Linked DNA regions of Mus musculus: region 1 is linked to region 2. A link is a loop called in an ENCODE intact Hi-C map of the cell type or tissue named here. Cell type or tissue: heart. All regions are shown on one strand. Links, peaks and the distances in the headings refer to the core of each region. The heading gives the core; the rest is flanking DNA.

The links. Peaks named below come from ENCODE experiments on the same cell type or tissue, not always from the same donor. Only the 100,000 strongest peaks of a DNase experiment are listed, where the experiment ranks them.
Region 1: a loop joins it to region 2, with 2.0 times the contacts of the local background. A loop is called at or near these places in 17 of 42 quality-filtered maps.

What each region holds. Positions count from the first base shown.
Region 1 is chr12:85,383,887-85,386,794 of GRCm38, forward strand. No RefSeq gene overlaps it. Among named protein-coding and RNA genes, the nearest start is that of Tmed10, 11 kb to the left of the region's middle. In heart, for the core only: no CTCF peak of the experiment used is centred there; a DNase peak (open chromatin) is centred at 1,865; H3K27ac peaks cover 1,343 bases.
Region 2 is chr12:85,435,729-85,438,636 of GRCm38, forward strand. It overlaps Gm40477 (a long non-coding RNA gene), which reads right to left and starts at 729. Exons shown (of 3, transcript XR_872875.2): 1 at 414-729; 2 at 1-115. In heart, for the core only: a CTCF peak has its summit at 1,513; DNase peaks (open chromatin) are centred at 523 and 1,663; H3K4me3 peaks cover 313 bases; H3K27ac peaks cover 1,859 bases.

The DNA of each region.
Region 1 (2,908 bases), core at 312-2,811, 52 kb before region 2:
GCTTGGCTGTGCACGGGCCATGGACAACTTTCAGGAGCCAGTTCTCTCTCTCCACCAGTGAAGATGGAACTCAGGCCACGGAGCTTGGTGATAAGCACTTTTCCTGGCTGGGCCATCCTGCTAGCGCGCGCAGCTTTTCTTCTTCAGAGACAGTCTTTCTGGGTAGCCATGAGTGGACTTGAACTTGTGTCAATCCTCCTGCTAGGTAGCCTCTTGAGTGCTGGGATTACAGGGGTGTACGCCCTCACCTAGTCTTAAATTGTCTTGAAGCCTACTAAAACTCATTTTTCTTCAATAGACGCTTAGTCCCACAAGGGACATGAACTGTACAAGTTGAGAAGAACCACAGCTTGGCGATGTTGGCCTCACTGTTGTCTCTTCAGTAGCTAGGAGACTGGCCTCTGCATACCTAAACCAGCCAAGCAGCTTTTAAACACTCCCAATGCCTAAGACTCAGGAGAACAAAAACAGACTACATGGGCAGGACACCTGGAATAACGCGTTCTCACCATGTCCTGGCTTTGTCGTACACTGGAATCCTCAGAAAACCTTTTTAAAAACAAACAATAAACTTGGAGCTGAGTGTGGTAGTGTACTCTTTTAACCCCAGCACATGAGGTGCAGAAACAAGAGGATTGCAAGTTTGAAGCTAGCCTGAGCTACAAACCAAGACCTCATCTCAAAAGCCCAAGCCAGAGCCAGTGAGATGGCTCAGTGGGTAAAGACGCCTAGTGCCAAGGCTGACAACCTGAGTTTGATCCCCAGGATTCGACCAACAGGGTAGAAGGAGAAAATAAATTCCTGTTGTCTTTTCACACACACACAAACTCGCGCACACGTACACTCACACACACACACACACACACACACACACACACACACACACACAGCCACCGCCGCCGCCACCACCACCACCATAATATAATTGTACTTAATAATTAATTAAAACAACAAACAAAAAGGCTGGGCCTGTTCCTGAGACTTGTAATTGCAGCTACTTATATTGTCTGAAACAGGATCAAAGAAGCAAAGAGGTCTGCCAGGCAGAGTGTGGTACACATCTGCAATCCCAGGATTTGGGGGACTGTAGGAGGACTTCTGTAAATTTGAAGCTAGCCAGGACTATATAACTAGACCCTGCTTCAACAAAGAAAAAAAAATATTGAGGAGTTGCCTGGGTTACAGAGTTAAGTGTGACCTTAGTAATTTAGTGAGACTCTTTCTCGAAATAAAAAGTGGAAAGAGACGTGGAGGGATCTCAGCGATAGAGTGCTTGTGCAGTCCACACAACAGGCCCTGCATTCAGTCTCCAGTATAGTAGGCAGGCAGGTAGATAAAGGGATAGATGATAGACAGACAGATGGATGCTGATGCCTGGCCTCCAATCCCAGACTTTTGGATGCTACTGGTCTGGGGGTATGATCTGAACATTAGGACTAAAATAGCCATAATTGCCATGGTCCAATTTGTGTCCAGGATTGAAAACAAATCCAGCCAGCTAATCCTTGCCTATTTCTGTTTCAGTCCCTGAAATCTCCATGCCTTTCTCAATAAATACTTCCCTGTTTGGTTTGCATCCTGTTTCTCCTACTGAGCCCCTGGCGCCCTTTCACCTAGAATGCACTGCGGCATCTGTCCTCTGGTAAGGAGAGTGCAATACCAGCCTCAGGACAAGGTTCTTAGTTCCTTTCCCCACTCCTGCAGGCCACTTGCCCCCAGCTTCAGTGCTGGTGAAGAGGGAAGGGTGGGAGGCAGGGCTTCAGGGCTGGAGGAAGAGCTCTCCGAGGCTCCAAGGGAAAGCTTCTCCATCTAGCTTGCAGAAAGCCGCTGTGGCGCAGGGACAAGGGAGGTATTAATAACCTTCGTATAGACATACTTTTCGAGGCTGCATGATGCATAGTCAGTGCAGTTTTCTACAGATGGCCAACTTCTGCATTTTGAATGACGGCTTTCGAAGCTGGTACAGTTCTCATCCCTAAAGCAGAAGCCACCGACTAGTGGGAAGGAATCACTCCAGTCTCTAGGCCAGAGGTCAACAGCTACTGCTCACATATTGGTCAGGGACAAAAAAAGAAAGTCACCCAGGACAGACACTGGGGTGACCTCTAAGTGAAACTAAAGTGACACGGCAGTATCATCCCAAACAAGCCTCTATGGTGCTGACTGACCATGGCTCTCCCGCTCAGCCAGAGACTTCAGATTGATTGTGTTGGATAGGTGGTGTCGACTTCCAGCTGTGTAACTTGTGAAGCCAGAGGTAGGGTGGAGCTTTTCCTTTGACGTATAACAAATCTGTTTCTAAACCAGGAGTGCTGGCTCACACCTCTCGTCCTAGCATTCAAGAGTTGAAGGTCAGCCTGGGCTACATAGAGAGCTCAAGGTCAACCTTGAGCTACAGTGTGGGGGGGGAGAGAGAGAGAGAGAGAGGAGGAGGAGGAAGAGGAAGAGGAAGAGGAAGAGAAGGAGAAGGAGAAGGAGAAGGAGAAGGAGAAGGAGAAGGAGAAGGAGAAGGAGAAGGAGAAGGAGAAGGAGAAGGAGAAGGAGAAGAAGAAGAAGAAGAAGAAGAAGAAGAAGAAGAAGAAGAAGAAGAAGAAGAAGAAGAAGAAGAAGAAAAGAAAAGAAAAGAAGAGAAAAAACAAGTCTCTGCATCCCAAAATGAGAGCAGTAGCAACAGGTCCGCACAGGCACCAGCAACCCTCCACCACTCTCAGCTGCATTTTGCCATCCTCCTCTGGGGCCTGGAGACCCTTCTGCCTGCAGGCAGTGACTTCACACCGCTTGGAGCCTAATCTCAGGGACTGCCAGGAAACTTGCATGCCTTGGATGCAAAGCCTCTGTACAGTTTCCTAGGACAGCCACAGCAAATAACTGCAAACTGCACGGCTTAAAACATCAGAATAGATTCTCT
Region 2 (2,908 bases), core at 262-2,761:
AGGTCAAAGCCCCAAAGGCCACAGAACAGCAGAGTTTCCTTTTCCATCCTCATTTCTCTCTCCCCTTGACTTCTTGGCAGTCTTTTAACCTCCAGATTCCATGTGTTTGGTTCAGCTGAAAGCAAAACAAAACACAGTCAGGCTTATCTGTTTGCAGAAAGAGGTTTCAAAGGGGCCAGCCTTCCCACTCCTTGGGTCAGAGAGAAGTGTGTGGGTCCGAGAAAAGAAACTGCAAGGTAAACTTGAGACCGGTACGGGAACCAACTTCCTTCCAAATAGCCTGAAACATCTCCTGCATAGTCCCACACAGCCAAGCTCCTTGCTATCAGCTCCCAGGCCAGTCTTTTCACACGCTGTCCTCAGAGCAGGTCTCTACATGGCATACATTTACACCAACGAACACCCACACGCACACACATACACACACGGCTCCGTCTGGTGACAGATTGGGGTCTGAAAAATCTGGCAGCCTTCTCAGCTGATGGCAGAGTGTTGAGTCTGTTCTGTCTCCCTGGAGTCCCTCTGCACACGCAGGTGCACGTCAGCGCCTGCTCTAATTTTATCCCTGGCTGATGGAGGAGACTAACTGAGCAGCAGGGAAGATGCTATTTTGGGTCTCTCTGCAGCTCTGGGTTATATAAAGCCTATTGCCGTGACCTGCATTGCTTTGAGGCTGAGTCTCACTCTTGAGCATGCTGTCATAATATGTCATCAGCTCAGACACACACACACACACACACAGAGCTCTTGGGGAATGAGGAGAGGTGTGTGCTGAGGAGGAGTGTGTGTGTGTGTGTGTGTGTGTGTGTGTGTGTGTGTGTGTTCCTGCCAGCTTGACTATACTATCCGGTAAGGGCATTGTAAGGGAAAGAGGCTTGTTCTGGAAGGAAATAGAAAGCTCTTTCTGATGGAGAAACATGAGGGTCTGGCTTTGAGCTTTAGGACAGAATGTTTTGTGAGCTGATGTTGTAGGTCTGCTGTTGGCATGGTGATAACAATTTCTATTTTGGTAACTCTTTTCATTTTAAAGGAACCTAAGGGGCTCGTGAATTATACACAAACGGTTTTGCTTTGGAATGGTAGGATTTTTTTTTTTTATCTGACATTAGCAGCTGCTGCTGCATGAACAAACGAGATGGTCTCTTTTGGAGATGGGCCGTGACAGAAGATTGCCTTGCCCACACCAATGGGGATAATCTCGCTTGGAAAGTTTTTCCTTATAGGTCAAAACATCCCTCACATTGCTGGGAATTTGTCCACCTTCTTAAAGATTCCCGCTCGCTTGATTCAATCAGCTCTATAGACAAACTGTCTTTGGACTTCCTCTGAGATTAAATCTTTTCTTTTTAGATATATACATTTTGATAGATGAACATATAACAGAATCTCACTAGGACACCCTTGAAAGTACTAGGGTGTTCTCAAACTGTGTGTCATTCACACAAAGCTAGAGTGACAGGGCTCAGAGAGCTTCTCCCAGTCTGTCCTGCTTCCCATAACCAGCAGGGTGAGCAGACGACGACCGTTCTCAGTGAGCCACACGTTTCCCGTTCTTAATCTCCATGGGCATGCTCTGAGTGACATGACGGGACCCATAAGGTATTGCCCAGGGGCACACAGACTTGGCAGGTTCAAATCTTGGCTTTGGGAGCTGCCAGAATGGGAGGCCCAGGGCCAGGGCTCCTGCTGTTGGTTTGGTTCCCGTCATTGGCAGCAGCTGTGGCCATGGAGTTCCCATAAGTCGTAACTTGACGGCTGCCTTATTTCTCAGCTGCCCTTTGAAAGGAGTTGATCCTCCTTTCCCACTGGCCGAAGCGCTTCTGAGGATTTCTGGAAAGAATAACCTAAAGCTTTCCACAAAGAAAGCCAGGGGAGTCTGGCAATTAGCGCCAAAAGGCAGAAAGGAGCGGGGCCCCAGAGAGTTCTAGTGCCGGGAGCAGCTAAGAGAAGGAGGAAAGGGAAGTGGACCAGAATCAAAGACAGGGTTCGCAGGGGCCGGATGGGGAAATGAAGCCAGGAATGGGGAAGGTACAGATGAATCACTCTGTGGCTTATTAATAATGGACTTGGGTGGAATTTGGACACGTGTGCCCTCCTTTCCCCTTCTTCCAGGCTGGGAGGTGGCCCCTCACCTTGGTGAACTACTTAATGCCTTTCATCTACCCCTGCCCATTAATGAGTCAGTATCAGTATCTCTCTGTGTCTGTTTGTCTCTGTGTGTCTCTTTTTCTGTGTCTTTGTCTCTGTCTCTATGTCTGTCTCTCTGTGTCCTGTGCCTCTGTCTCTCTGTCTGTGTCTCCGTGCCTATCTCCCCTGAGCCCCTTATTATACAACCCAAACTAGCCTCGAACTTATACTCCTGCCTCCGTTCCTCATTACTCCATTCCCCTCAGGAGCAGGCCTGAATACACTGCCATCAGACATGGAGTTCTGAGGCCTGCAGCCTAAGTCTCTGAGTTGTTTGTTTGTTTGTTTGTTTTGAGACAATGTCTTGCTCTTTGTATCCTTGGCTAGCCTGGAGCTTGCAATGTCGAACTAAATTAGCTCCAAACTCACAGAGTTCTGCCTGCCTCTGCCTCCTGCATGCTAAGATTAAAGCGTGCATTCCATCATTCTTGGCTCTGGCTTAACTTTTATAGTCACCTTCCCGAGTAACTCATCCCTGTGAAAGTCTCCAGGTCGCTCCTTACCACCTTACACTGATCGTTCTCAACTCTCTTGTCTTCTGTGTGTGTGAGTATAGACTGTTCCATCTGTCTGGAATGCCCTTCCTATTGTTGTTGTTAGTAGTATCTGTGTGAGTGCGCCCGTGCAATGTAGCCAAGGCTAGCTTCAAACTTGTTATCCTCTGACTCAGCCTCCCAGATATTAGAGTTAAGGTGTGCTATCATGTTTTTTTTTTTTTCCT